Linked DNA regions of Homo sapiens: region 1 is linked to region 2. The links are chromatin loops, found by intact Hi-C in ENCODE. Cell type or tissue: Panc1. All regions are shown on one strand.

What was found. A loop is a pair of places that touch in the nucleus more often than their neighbours do. Peaks named below come from ENCODE experiments on the same cell type or tissue, not always from the same donor. Only the 100,000 strongest peaks of a DNase experiment are listed, where the experiment ranks them.
Region 1: a loop joins it to region 2, with 7 times the contacts of the local background. A loop is called at or near these places in 42 of 110 quality-filtered maps.

Annotation. Positions count from the first base shown.
Region 1 is chr1:197,610,561-197,618,560 of GRCh38, forward strand. DENND1B (DENN domain containing 1B) reads right to left here. Exons shown (of 23, transcript NM_001195215.2): 11 at 7,099-7,199; 12 at 1,371-1,416. Among named protein-coding and RNA genes, the nearest start is that of DENND1B, 160 kb to the right of the region's middle. In Panc1, CTCF peaks have their summits at 4,788 (motif pointing right) and 5,042; a DNase peak (open chromatin) is centred at 4,788.
Region 2 is chr1:198,461,447-198,469,446 of GRCh38, forward strand. The region is part of intron 1 of LOC105371677 (a long non-coding RNA gene); the gene reads right to left. Among named protein-coding and RNA genes, the nearest start is that of ATP6V1G3, 75 kb to the right of the region's middle. In Panc1, CTCF peaks have their summits at 4,320 (motif pointing left) and 4,529; a DNase peak (open chromatin) is centred at 4,275; H3K27ac peaks cover 1,602 bases.

The DNA of each region.
Region 1 (8,000 bases), 850 kb before region 2:
AGAAGCGACAAGTACACTAATATAAAAATCAAATTTGATGACTTTTTAGAAGAGAATCCAACCAAGGTTAGATTTTAAATGAAGTCAAATTACTGATACATTAAATGCTAGTCATATATTCCACAATCTAATAACAAATTAAGTACCTACTCATTCATATTTTATTTTATGTAATTTATCCTTTCACTGAAAGTACCTTGGCATGTAAGAATAAGTTTTCTAGAAATGAATAAAAAATAAGGAGTCATAAAGGTATCCAACTCAGACTTCAATATTACAAACAAACCTACTAAAGATATTTATTTAAATATGTTTTTTTTGTTATTGTTGAAACAAATAAAAAATGTTGCCCTAGCATTTTGTGATAAGAAAAAATGCCGGAACCTAGAGTACCGGTCGGAATCCACAACCTGGACCTCCTAAAGGGGCGTGACTCTTTCCCAATATGATCCTCAGGAGTTTTAAAATATATCAACAGACTCATCTTTGATCAAAGTAAGGACTGATGGAGGGTATACAGTGATGGCAAGAGGAAAACCAAAGCTAACTCATTTAGGTTGCTTATTAGAAACTGGGTTAAAGTACAATCTGTACAACCAGCAAAAAAAGACAAATTTATCTGAATAAAACTGATAGCATCTAGCATAATGACACCACTCAATTGACCCAAGACTTTGTTTTAATTAAAGCCTTTTGCTTATTTTATTAGATGCTGATCCTATACCAAGACCTTCCTGGAAATCTCACTAATTTCAAGTTCATGGTGTTAATAGTTCAAGATCTTTCACTATAGGAATAACTTAAGTGACAAAAATAATTTTAAAATGATGTGGTAATTGTGGAAAAAAATTACTAAATTTTATATTCCCCAACAGAACTGAAAATTAAAACTTAAGGCTATATTCTAAAGTTCATGATTAGTATATTAAAACCACATTTAAAATGTACACACTGATAAATGGGAACATAATGAAGTCTGCAAAATAAAAAATTTTACTTCATGACTCATAAGTACATAAATTGTGACTTTCAAAATATAGGTCTGAAAAAGAGATATAAATGATCTCAAGTTGCCATAAAAAAAGGCAACTGATCAAGGACTGAAGTTTTAGTATTTAAAACTTACCATATGATTTCTACCAAACATAACCTATTTTTATGGATTTCATGCCATAAAAAATGGTCATTTAGTATGTTAATTTAAATGTAATTATTTCAATGTTGTCTTTTTAAAAATGATAAGCATACTCTAAATATGAAACTAGTCACTTCTTTGTCCTATACCACTGATATTTCTTCAAAACAAAACTGTTTTAACTATTATTTTATGAGTTAATTTTATCACTGTCTCATGTCTGAAAGATACTCACCTCTATGAGGCTGGAGTGTATTCCAATCAGGTATGGCATTGGGGCACTAAATTAAAAATATATATATGCATAGATTCATATAGTTCATTAAAACTGAAACAACAGTATAAGTAATTCAAAATGATTAAAAATTAAATGTATTAAATGCTCAGTTCCAGCATAACACATTATAGATATTCAAAATTATTCAATATATAAAGCTCAAATTTAATCTTAGAGGCCATTAATATATTTAAAATTAAGATTGCTTTTTATAAACATCATAAAATCATTTATAATTTAATCAAGAGTTATAATGCCTAAAAAGTTTGTTTGTTGGTTTGTTTTTACCTTAAGAAGAATATCCAGGTCTAGGCCATAGTCTGAATTGAATCTTTTCCGTATACCTCATAGCAAATATATCTTAAATAATCATCAAATTTATTAACATCCGTTTTGCACATCTTTTCCTATTCAATTAAATTCTTATTTCTATGATATTCTTAATATATATATTCATTGATACATACCTCCTATGTCACCAAATATTTGGATCAGAGGGTCAGTCTGCAAATATCTATCAAGACTTATTGTTTGTCAGACACTGTTCTGGAACTGGATGTACAAAAGGAAACAACTTCCTCACCTACTGTGCTATCTTTCCCCTCATGTACATTGTCTTTTATTTACCTAATTTTATAAATTCAGATTTATCCAACTTTCACTTTTATTAATAATTTTAATAAATTTAAAAATACTCAAGTGTGAGAATAATCTTGAATTAATTAATTCAACACATGATATTTGGAGCATAGCAGGTGCCAGGCCTTAGGGTAGAAACTTGGGAACAATAATAGACAATATAAACTGAATATATTCCCTATGGATTTTATACTCTTGCAAAAAATATAGATGTTAAATTTTTAATACACAGAATAAGAATTGCTGGTTATTTCAGAAATACTTCTCACGAAATACAAGAAGAAAATTATTCAACTTGACATTTCAAACCTAAAATATTATCTAACAGAAAAACATGAGAATTGACAGATATCTACGAAGTCAATAGCAGATATATGAATAAATAGCTATTTTAAAATAAAACATTTTTGGCAATTCTTTTATAGGCATCTTTGTGCTCTATTATGACACTCTTTTTCTGTTAATGCAAACAGATAATCCTCTTTCTCAAAAGATTTGCATAATTTTCTAAACATCATTGTCATTATTAGAACAGAGCTGTCCAAATTTCTGTGTGTTCACTTTGCTACTGAGAACCAGCAATAGATTACACAGCCACCCTGACAGACCCAGAGATTTCAAAGTAACCTTAAAAAGTTCCAAATTTATTTAAAGATGGCTAACCACCAATCTATATATCCAGAATTTACAAAATAAGTGTTAAAGTTCTTATTTTACTCCTCGTTAGCCTGTACATTCTAGTTCATTACTTCTTATTGTACTAGATTCTAATTCCCAGTTGTCTTTGCCCTTTGTAGCTTTGTTCCTTCCTATTTTTTTTTTAATTTGAATGCAAGAGACCATCTGGAATTGATCTGATATTCTGGATACTTCACTTGGCTGAAAGTTGAAAACTGTTTATAGGCCTTGATATCCTTAAGACCTAACAGATTTTCTACCTTCAAAAGGAAACAGGAGGAACAAATGTGTACTGTTCCACTACTTCCCTAATTCAAGTTCTCATCCCTGTATTCCTTCTAGGTCTCCAGAGAAGAAGACATAAAATGCATATCACTAACAAATCTAGGCTTCCACAACAAGGTTTTGATACCTTTAACAAAATGAAGTTAGGCCATAATCTTAAATATCTCAAGCCCTGCCTATGTTCAAAATAGCATAAAATTATTAAAGTCACTGTGTAAACTTCCAATTAACCTCAGGTTAGTTTATTCTATTCACAAGATTTATAATACAGAAAAGCCCATGCTGTCTGAAATTTCAAAGTACATTTTAATGAAAGAGTTTTAAAATAGGTAAGCCTTCTAAAAACAATAATTACTAAGTCCATTTTACAAATGTTGGTGGGATAAATGGGTGGGTCAGATTTTCTTAAAATCAGAAACAGACTGCTAAATAACCTACTGAATACATCTAGGAAAACTTTTTTTTTTTTTTTTTGAGACGGAGTCTCGCTCTTTCGCCCAGGCAAAAACATTTTAAACTTTATGGAAGATATACTTATCTTCAGAAGTATAAAAAACACATTGATAAAAATTGTTAAGCTGACATAAAAATATTCATTAAAAAGCTTGTATGCAAAATTTAATCATATAATAACTTGAAACTTTTAAAATGGGATCACTTGTTATCTCCACATGTTCTCTTCTCACCAATTTCTCACAAAATCTAAAACACAGATGTTAGAACTGTAAACATTATTAACCTAGAGACTAATTTCCTAAAATAATTACATTTTGCAGAATATAGAGTGAATAGTTGTTTCTTTCTCACAAAAACTGGATTGTGTAATCCTAATATGAAATCACCCAAATCTCATGAAAAGTAACTTTGCAAACCTAGCCTTAAATTTCCTAATTAGATAAGGGCATTAACAAGCCAAGAAGAGATTCTTGGCAACACAGATGTTTTGTCCTCTATGTGAAAAACTGTCCTAAATCTTTCTTTCAATGAAGTTATTTTGCAAAGATAGGATACAGAAGCCTCCATATGATTGCTGCTTCTTTTTGGTAGCAATTCACCTGTACTTAAGAATAGCTTTTTTTTTCTTTTTAGGTTTTCATACAAAGAGACCACTCATGACACAGACTATAACAGCAGTCTATTGGGGTAGTCTAAAGAATACAATTTTCCATTTTTTTAAAGAAAAAAAATACCTATTCTCTCAGAAGCTAAATCTGCTCCTTTCATAAAAAGAAGAGTCATATAGCCTAAATAGTGACTCAACCATTCATGAACAAATGATAGATAATTACAATTTTACTAGTCCTACAGTCACACTACCTGCCATGTGTTTATGGACTTAGATAGGTTAAGACTGTCTTGCAACATCATAGACTTGCCACATTAAAGTACTCTTACATTGGCTGATTAGGGGAAAATGCAGATGGTGTCATTTCCTCCCAGGCACCTTCCCTAAGCTACCAGGGACTGTAGGCCACTTCTTCTTATGTGTTGCCATCCATGGTCCTTTGTATGCCTATTCTGTAATACTTATAGTATTGCAGTATTACACTGTGCTGTGTGTGTGCATGTGTGCACATGTAAGTATGTGTGTATTTCTTGCTATCTGTGAATCTTGCAATGGCATAAACTAAATCTTATTCATTACATTACACACTCACAGCTTGGCAAATATTAATAGATGGTCACTAAGTGTTTAATGAACAAGTGAATGGATGAATGAATCAACAAAGTAGCAAGGCTTTATTGGTGGACCAAGATGCGATATCCATCCATGGTCACAAGATGGCATTACGGCTCTCCACAGTCCAACCCACACCAGAGCTACCAGTTGCAAAAACAGAAATACTTTATGGAGGTAGGATTACCTCAGGATTCAGAAAGTTCCAATCGTGCCAAAGAGTTAGCAAAGATATATCTTTTCCTATCAAATCTTCATGACACTATTTTTGAACTGGAATATTCATAAAAAGTATTTAATCAAAACTATGAGATTGAAGGGATGATCTGTAATTTTTTTCCCTTTTACATGTAGATCAGTATGATTTTTTAACCTCAAGGATGGAAATGGAAGAAAACTGTTTACCCTAGGAAACAGTTTAGTTTACCAAGTTTTCTGATGGCTATTCTTTAAAAAAATAATTATATTATATTACTCCGTTCCTATGATAGAAGCTGAGCCTATCATTGTGACCTTAAGGTTCAGGAAGTTTCAGATAACTTCTTGTTTGAATATCACTGACTTACTCTTTGAACCAGGGAGGTTTTTGGCATGCAAGCTCTTAGAACTCAACCCAAAGGCTATTTCAGACATTAGACACTAGAAAGAAAATTCCAGGGACTGAAATATGAAACAAGCTTACTTCATTGAATTTTATGGCAGGGGTAGAAACGATTAGAAAAGATCTGGAAAAAAATTAGTACAGAACTGCCTGTGTCATATAATAATTTCTAAATAACATTTTAGAAAGTCTTAAATGTGTAATTCATTACAGATAATTGAACTTAATTAAAGGTGTGTTATCTCTTAAGAGGTTAGAACATTTTAATAGAAAAATTAAGATGGCACTAACATCATATATAAAACGTAATTCTAAAGATATATTATGTAAAATCATATATCAATATATTTCCAAATACTGCTGTAAAATATATTTTTAAATAAATAAAGTTTAATTACTGAACAGTATATACAAAGATCTACTGCATATGTCAACATAAATAAATGAGACCCTCCCTTTAAGGAATGCTAAAATATTATAGGTATGTTGGTTAAAGGAAAACTCTAAAATGAATAACAAAGGGCCTATTTATTTTATTCTTAGACTTGTGTGTGTGACACTTAACAATATAAACTACATTCCTATAGTTTCCTGCCAAACAGTTTCTCCTTTCTAGTTCTCAAACAGCATAATAGCAATGGTAGGTCACTGGGCACCTACTTCACAGCATTATCAATACTAATAATATTACCATGCTGTGGAAACACACCAATATATTAACGTAATCAATATGTGGCCAAGTACATGTGTTGTCACTACAATCACTTGTTCTGAAGAGGCTCAGTCATAAAAAGTTAATAGAAACCCTCTGTGTATGAACTTAAATCATTTTTAATCCTTAATACTTTCTGCCTTTTATGAAATAAGAAAGTTAAATGAGTGCATTGATTCTAAAAGTGCTGTGTTTTAGTAACATTAGCTGTGAAATAAGCAAACACATTAAGGTCAAAATTGTTTCCTTCTATGTGTGTGCACAATGATTTAGAGGAAAAATCCCATCACATTTCTTAAGAATTAGGCTATACCTGCAGAAGATGATTATGCAATGAAGATAACATTTCCCCCCCTAGTCTTGAAGAAGGCCCAGAAGCTGCTATTTAGAAGTCTAATCCTTGTTTAGACTCATGATAAATATGCAGACTCTTCCAGGTGAAGAGAACAAGGAGGGTCTAGAGGCCTGGTTATTGGGATCCTTTAGGAATTGTGTCTAATGCCAGGAAACTTTTCAGAACTACTCCCAATACTTTTCAACATTGCTTTTCATGGTGGATCAAGGCTGAGACTTTGACTTAAACAAAAAACAAGAATTCTTGTATTAGAGACAACCCCTTTATCAGTACTTGGTATTTGGTGTGCTATTATTGAAAAAAGAGGGGTAAAGAAGTGTATTCTGAAGTAAAGGTAACAAGAGTATGCCCTGACAGAGACAATGTGGTTGCTGGCAGATTTGCCAGACAAATTCTGACACCTGGGATACTGGGTTCTCTAACTGACACCATAACTTCTATACAGTTTTCCTAACACAACTTAAGACTGTTATTTTTTTCTATTTTGCATTGAGTTATCTAAATGACTGCAGAAGAAATTCACAAAATCTAAAGAACTTTATGTTTGCTAGGTATAAACTTGCGCTACCTTTGTACAGAATTATTCTGTCCTTCATAAAAGCCATCTTTACTATTTATTAAAATGTAAGTTTCTGTGATTTCTTTTAAATATGCCCCCAAGTTTACCTAGTTCACAAATAAACAGATAATCTAATCATGAAACCTAAACTTAAAGGAGTCTGGCAAAAGCCAGCTTACCAGCAGTAGTCCAGCAGGTGTGGAGGAAGCACTGGGATGTATATGTGTTGCCAATACATTGGGTATAGAAGAGCAGCTGATCCATGGATACAGGCAGTTAACTGAAATTTGTAAAAGGATAACAAAAATAAGTAGCTGCTGACCTTCCAAACAAAAAGCAATGTTCAATGTATCAACAATGAACAGTAATCACAGAACAATTTACATAACTACATAAATCACATTGTCTTTATCACTTCTACATGTAAAAAGTCTTACATCTCAGAGGCCCCTCTGAAACATATATAAACAGCAAAAGAAGCTTCTTGGGAATCATGTAGATAGTTATAATCATCTGAAAATACCGAGTTTGGGATTGAAAACTTAGAACATAAGTAAAAGTAAAACTGAAAAATTAGGTGTGCATCTTAGAAAAATTGTAGGAAATTACAATTTGTACAGCATAGTTTGTGTATCACTCAGATTAATATAAGATGATTAAATATGGAAAGGAAGAGAGGCTGAAAGCTCCTGAGGGATATCATTAGGGCAAATTGCCAAAGAATGAAACATGAGCCAGTTAGGAGAGTCTGGAAGCTGCAATAATATCAGGGGACTTGAATGTTCGACAGTTGGAGCTTCAGTAATGTGTGAACTGCGGGTTACGGTATCAAGAGACTCTGTTCACTGACACATAGAATGTCACTATTGACCAGCAAACTGCCCAAGCTTGACAGCTGTACTACAGGAAGCCAAGTATATCATAATTTCATATTTAAACTGTTCATTCCAGATTAACATTTTGTTTCCTAGCTTTATATCACAACAGCTGTAATTACACTGTTGCTATTTTAAAGGTAATTGCCATTTTAATTGTTTTGTTTTGGTAAGCAGTTAATTAAACATTTTTTAGTACTTAACAA
Region 2 (8,000 bases):
GGTGGCTCACACCTGTAATCCCAGCACTTTGGGAGGCTGTGGCGGGTGGATTGCCTAAGGTCAGGAGTTTGAGACCAGCCTAGCCAACATGGTGAAACCCCGTGTCTACTAAAAATACAAAAATTAGCCAGGCGTGGTGGTGGGCACCTGTAATCCCAGCTACTTGGGAGGCTGAGGCAGGACAGTTGCTTGAACCTGGGAGGCCTAGGTTATAGTGAGCAGAGATTGTACCACTGTACTCCAGTCTGAGTGACAGAGCAAGACTCCATCTCAAAAAACAAACACACAAACACAAAAAACAAACAAAAAAAAACCTGTTTAGATTTATAAAATTTTGCTAATGACATATTTAGCATCATTTTTAGATAATACAAACTCTGTATCTAAGGCATGTTAAAATTATTTAGTTGGCTATCAAAGTGTTCAATCATTTAACTTAGAAAGTTCATTCATTTATTTTATTCAATAAAATGCTTTACAAACTTAAATATATACCTAGCATTATTTAGTATTGTTAGTATAAAACCTAATATATAAAATATTTTTTTAAAAATATAGCATTTTAGCCTGGTAGTGGCATGGGGGGTATATTTTGTGAATTAATATTCAAGGAGATATTCTTTAAACTAAGTCACGACATGATCATTGTGAGTCTAAGTCAGCACTTAATAATGAATGACAATAGAATCAAAGAGAATATGAGTAATTGCACAAAGGAATCATTTGTATTTACATGTTCTGTGAAATATTTATTTTAGTTAAATGTGTGCTATGCTTCTTTGAATCTATCTACTGGATCACTATGTAAAATATTTCTTAGTGCTCACTGCCAAAATAATTGAAAACTACTGACTCAAAGGCTAATCAAAATTTTCAATATGATATCTAAGATGAAAGAAACTTTCCAACAGATAAAGAAATAAATACCAAGTAGGTAGACAAATTGAATAACATAAATGTACTGAAAGCAATAATAAATAGTAGTTCAACATTTTTCTCAGTATTAAGGAACTGTCACTGAGCATTGCTCAGTAGGTATTGCTAGAAATGAATGCATTTCCCCCCAATTGCTGACTCAGAAATGCATCATGATTTTGCCCTTGGGTGGTGCACTGATGGTATTCTTACTTCCAGTGTAAGTTGCAGAGTGAGCAAAAAAGAATCTAGAAAAAAAATGCTTTTTTGCAATAATAAAATATGTCACTGAATGCATGGGTGTCAGAACACTCCCACATATTTTTAGTTCTTATCCAGTTGTCCCTAATGAGGAACAAGTAAACAGAATTAGAATTCAAAAGATCTGGATTTGGTATGACCTCTGCAATTCTACCAGATGGTACAACTCCAAGGGACACCATTCGCATAGAACACAATGTACAGGGAATACATTTTGCAGTACAGGCCCTGAGGCCACTGTTCCTCTGCCACTGCCACAACTGTGGAAGCAATGGTTCTGAACCTTCATTTCATCATCTGGAAATATGTGAACTGAGTTTGTCTTGTTCATATTCATTAAGTATAATGGGCCATGTTGGCTCATGAAGAAAGAGTAATCACTCTTGGAAGCTTTACAATTCTCCTTTTCATTATGTTTCTTCCCTGTCTCTGGTGCAGTTTTAGGTTCATAGCAAAATTGAGAGAAATGTGCAGAGATTTCCCATGTGCCTGTTACCCACACACAAGCATAGCCTTCAGCATTATCTCCCATCAGAGTGACACATTTGTTATAATTTATGAACTACATTGACACACCTTTATCACGAAAAGTCCATAATATGTGTAAGAGTTTATCTTGGTGTTGACTATTCTATGAGTTTGGACAAATACATAATGACAGGTATCCACCGTTGTAGTATCATACACAATAGTTTCACTGCCCTAAAATCCTCTGTGCTCTGCCTATTCATTCCCTCCCTGCCCCAATCCCTGACAACTACTGATCTTTTTGTCGTCCATAGTTTGCTTTTTCTACAGAATGTCATATAGTAGGAATCATACATAGCCTTTTCAGATAGGCTCCTATCACTTAGTAATGTATTTCAGTTTCTTCTATGTCTTTTTATGGCTTGATAGCTCACTTCTTTTTAGTGCAGAGTAATATTCCATTGTCTGGATGTATTTTTTGAAAAATAGTATGTTAATTTTATTCAAAATGACAATTTTTGACTCAGATTTTTTTAGAACAGCTTTATATTTGCAGAAAAAATGTAAAGATAGTACAGGAAGGTCTCATATATCTCATACTCTGTGTCTCCTATTATCAACATCATATATTGGTATGGTACATTTGTCACAATTAATGAATGAATATTGCTACATTATTAAGTAAAGTCCTTGTTTTATTCAGATTTCCTTGGTTTTTAACTTACTGCTTTTTTTCTTTTCTGGGATCCTATCCAGATTGTCATATATAGGTTAACTGTCATGTTTTCTTAGGTTCCACTTGACTGTGACAATTTTTGATGACTATGAAAATTTTGAGATGTAGTTGCATTTAAAAAAATAAGTATATTTAAATCTGTTTTTTTTTTTTACATAGTAATGGGGTCTTGATGTACTGCCTTAGACTGGCCTCAAACTCCTGAGCTTAAGCAATCCTCCTGCCTCACCCTTCTGAGTAGCTAGGACCAAAGGCATGTGCCATCATGCCTAGCTAAGGAGTACTGGTATCTTGTCCAATGTACCTCAGTTGGGATTTGCCTGATATCATGGTTAGGTTGGGTTTATGAGTTTTGGGGAGGAAGACCATAGCCATAAAGTACAATCAAAATGACTTATCACTATTAATGTTAACCTTGATCACCTGGCTGAGGTGTGTTTGTCAAGTTTGTCTATGGTAAAGTTATTCCTCCCCACTTTTTCTGAATTGTGCCGTTTAGAAGGAAGTCACCGTATGACTTACATGGAGTGAGGAGTTATGCTCCACCTTCTTGGGTGGGGTGACTTTTCTGCATAATTTGGGATTCTTTGGACAAAAGATGTGTCTAATCTCCCCCCATTTTCTTATTTAATCAATTGTTTTTATTAGCAGGAACTCCTGAATATTTATTTTAGACTTTGGATTTCATAAAGTTTTTAGGTTATGGAAAACTCCCTTGATTTTATTTAGATCTCTTATCTTACCAGCTCAGCTCTTGCCACTTCTTACCACATACTCAAAATTCTAGGCACAGGAAACACTTCTCTGTTTGCAGACATGCCACTCAGACATCTCTCTGTCTTCACACACTATTTCTTCACCTGGAATTCCCTTTTCCATATACTGTAGTTGAATTCATGTCAGTTCTTTGAGATCTAGCTCATATAACTGCCTGGAAATTAGACTTTATTTTCCCTTCCTTGGAAGTTTATGTATATACCTTTATAGTAGTATTTATCACATTATCTAATATTTGTTTGCTTGTTTATCTTCCTCACTATATTGTGAAGTCATTGTGATACAGGCTATTCCTTACTCTATTCTCCAGTAGCTAGCTCTCTGCCTAAGCAAGTTCTTGACAATATACAATATTTGAATGGATGGACAAGAAATAGAATTTCGCTAGTTAATGAAGCTGATTTTAGAAGGACTCTCTTGAGTCCTTTCTTTAGAAAAATGACATCGTGGTTCTGCTGTTAATACAATATACAATTTGAGTTGTTTTTATCTTCTTATAATGATGTGTTTATTCTGATCATGTAGACTTCCATATGCAGTAATCTTTTAAGATCAGGCATTTGTGAGATGGCTGTCCAGAGTGAAGAATGCAGTTCCTAGCCAAAGAGCAGCCTTTCCCTCTGTGAGGAGAACATATCCCCCAAGGCAGGAATGGAAACCAGAGTGACCTTGGCCTCATTAGTAGACTGCCTTAACCAGCTGAGCTAACCAGCCAGACTACAAAGATGGCAGGAAAGAAATCTAACAAACATAGACATTCACTTTGTAACATATAAAGTACAGTCTGTATTGACACACACAAACTGGCTTGACTGTTTTGACTGTCAAGTAGTCAAGAAAATATTTAAGTCAGTCAAAAAGCAGTCAAGTTGCCCAACAAGCATGTCTGACTTTCTTTTTTTCTCTGACTAGATTTTGAGTGCTGATTTGACTGGTTTGTGTTTGTAGAAACAGTCACATTTTCCTTGCCAAAAGAGAATGCTTTTTTTCACTGAGACTTAATGAAATAACTGTTACATCATATAAATTCATTTCCTTAAGCATATGTGTCAGACTATCAAATCAGTTAAGGAAAAGTCTCATCTTTTTTTCTCTTTGAAATTATGGATGGGCTAGTTTGGTTCCAAATTAAGTGAATTCATAGTGCCATCTAGTGCTTCAAAACAGAATTATCGGAGCAACTGTGGAGATACCTTAAATCAGGCATTGGCTTTAACACATTATCTTCAATTCTATGTTTAAAAGAGTCACCTAGCTGATCCAGGCTAGCATTTTCTTTTTTGGATTATTACAAGTTGATTGGGTATTGAAGTTTTATCACATTTACTGATGTGAGAAGTCATTGATTAAAGTATAGCTTGAAAAGAACCCCCAAAACATAACCAAAAACATATATCCCTTTTATTTTTAAGAGTATTAAGGATGAAACTAACCCACAAATAAAACCAAACGGTGCTTCATAAGATAGATGATGAAAATCACAACCATATATAAATTAAATCTCCTCCCACCCAAACAAGATGAAGTAAAACAGAGGATCGATGTGATTTTATTTCATGTGCTTTTGAAATATACGTTCTCAGAGAGGCTTTAGAACCGAGATACAAAGAGGAAAATGTTCACTGAAGAGAATAAACAACACATAGATGAGAGAATTGTTTCCACCTCAAGTAAACAAACAAACCTCTATTTTCCAAACAGTTTCTGCCTTGATTGCCGTCCATTCCTTTATAAAATGGTGGCAATATTTTCAGAACTTTATGTAAAATTTATGAGGGAAACAGGCATAGTTAAGACACTCTTGATTTGGAACCATTGCTGATCAAGGGACAAAATGTGACATATTTACATATTTTTCTTCAGAATTGAAATAGAATAATGTTTTCTATTTCTCTGCACATTAAAATTTTAAAAGCCCTTGCATGTGTTATTTCATCTCCCAACCACACTGTGCAGTATCATTAGCCTCATTTTAGAGTGGGTAGCCGAATTAGCATTCAAACCCTGTCTCATACCCTCCAATGCACTGACAAAGCTACATGTGCCTTTGCCTTTTTTTTTCCTTAGGGGTTTTTGAGAGCTTAGATCTGAAACAGTAAGAAGAGGAGTAGGGTTAGGAAGTGAGTGTAAGGGGAGGAAGAATTAAATGCATACATAGGGAGAGAGGGTCACTCACACTGCCTGCAAGAGAGGCAAGCAGGGAAAGCCTTATGCAAAGTTTCATACAGAGCGTCATCACCCATGGTGTCAGAGTTATCTAGAGAATGGGACAATAATTACGACTGTTGTAAACAATCCAGCCTTAATGAAATATCCTTAAATACAATATTCAGAAGTATCAAACACTAAATGAGAATTCCTAAAGAGTGGATGAAAATTCAGTACAGAGATCCATTAACGTATTGAGTAGCTTTATATCAATTGCTGCTAGTCATATGTAATCAATTTCTTTTTCCTACCCATTCTTGTTCATTTCAGATAATTCACTTTGGTTTTGATGTTACTAGAGATGCAAAGTTGTATTTTATAAATATTTTTCAGTTAAAAATTGTTTCATAGTATAGGTTTTAAAATGTGATAATAAAGCTTCATTTTGAATAGAGTTTTGCTTTAATCATTGTAGATCAGCCTTAATGTACTCAATTAAAAGTAGTTTTCTCATTATCATAAATGTTCTAATATGCATTTCCACCTATCCCTAATTGCCTATCCTAGGGGAAAGTCCTTTGCCATTGCAGCACTAAGTCACCGTAAATGAAAAAGCATGCTTAAATACTAAAATATTTATGATCTAGTCTACTTGCATTATCAACTCATCACAACTTATTGGTAAGCAATTGCAGTGCCTCTTGGCTAAAAAAGCAATGCCAGAAGTGGTAAGGCTCATGCTGACAGCTGTGTCTGGGCTGTTGCTAGCTACTTCAGTACTCTTTGCCCTTGGCAAAGAACTTAGCGAGAGAACAATAAAACATATTGTTGTAAAACAGTAAAAGGTACCCAGTTTGCCAGTTTGCATATTTCTCTGCAGCTACCCATGATACAGGTAGCTATGGGCAGAGCTTGCAGCTTTGCCAGACTTGCTGGCTTTGAACAAAAGTATTTTGTTTCAGGCCATTCTATTGGGTGGGTTCCTGTGGGTATTTTGAGGAAGACTAGGGAAAGAGGTGTTTGTGTGTTTGTGTGTGTGTGTGTGTGTTTTACTTTGTTTTTACTGTTTTTTAACAACAAATCATGAATTAATTTACCCCATACGAAACCTAAACAAAGGAAAAAAGCCTTTGGGAATCATCTTTGAAAAGAGCTGGCAGCCAGGAGAAAGAAAGAAGTTTGCTACAGCAGTTAGGAGAACATATTTGTTTGACTGAATTTATTTTTTATCATCCACTGTAAGCTTTCATTTGACTTAGCTGTTGTGCTTTGTGCCACAAAGCTAGGTCTGTCCATGTCATGGAGGCCCTCCTTCCTGGAATCTCAGTCCACCAGCACAGTATAAACTTCCATTTACAGTGAACGCGTGGAATACCTTGGCTGTGCTGGCAGAAAAAGGGAGCTGATGCCAAGTGAGCTGCAACCACAAAAAAATCATCCAGAAAAAATTTGCAACTCAGAATGAGCTAATAAAGAAATCTGTTTTTTGATGTTTCTGGAACAAAAGCATGAATTATTTTAAATTTTATTTTATTTTATTTATTTATTTATTTTTTGCTTTCCTGAAAATATCAGCCTTCTGTCTTGTCTAAACTTTTGCAGGGTATTACCAAAAACCATCTTTGGTATTGAACATGTTTAAACTTTATTATCCTCTTGTAAATCTGGCATCTGTGGGTAGATTCCAGAAATCAACCATCTCTGCATCATCTAGAGGACAGCACAGAGCCTTGCATGCAGTATCTGTGGATGGTCATTTGTTGAATGCATGAATTTACAAAACATACTAGCCATTTATAAAAAGATTTTTTGAAATTAAATTAAGGTGAAAACAGTAAAAGATAATGTTATATATTAAACAAGCATCTTCTAGAAGTGGCATAACATAGGTAAATATGTAATTTGTGCAAGTATCAGTGAAAGTACCCAACCAAGTTTCATACCTATGTATCTGTTCTCCCTTAATTATATTTTAGTTTTTCTGTGGGCCATCAAAAACAGCCAACTTTCTCTATTTTTAAAAAATATAATTTTAAAAAATTATTCTCTTTGTTACAAAATGAAAGTCCAATCTAAAAGCAGATAATGACTTTGAAAGGAAATAAAAATTAACATTGGTTTAAGTCTAACTATGTTCAAGGAACTTAATTTTGTGTGTGCTTGTATTGTCTATAAATTGGCATGCAATGATGAAACAGCAAATTCAAATTAATTAGTACATGGACTTCTTTAACTATAGCTGCTGTAAGTGTAGGAAACATTTGATTGTATAAAAAAGTAGATAATTGCAGGCTTGCTTTTTTTTCTTCTTGCCTCCCTCTCTCTTTTTTAAATAGAGATTTAAGAGAACAGAAGTTTTTCTCCTATCAAAATTCATGGCAGCATATAAAATCCTGCTCAAAATAGTCATGTGTGATGAGGTGATTCCCAGTGCATGTTTGGAAGGATGTTCCATCTTCTCAGGTACCATATTTGCACAGATCTATGTTGCTAAAGCTATGGAAATATCATAGTTGAAGAACGTTGATAATTGCAGACTGAAGAATTGACAGCACTCTGTAATTAACACATTCAGTTCAGGTAGGCATAGATACCCAGTTGAGAACAACCACCACAGGACGTTGTCTAGCATAAAATACATAGCAGAACTCATGTATGGATACACGCACATGTGCACACACACAAACAAATAAGC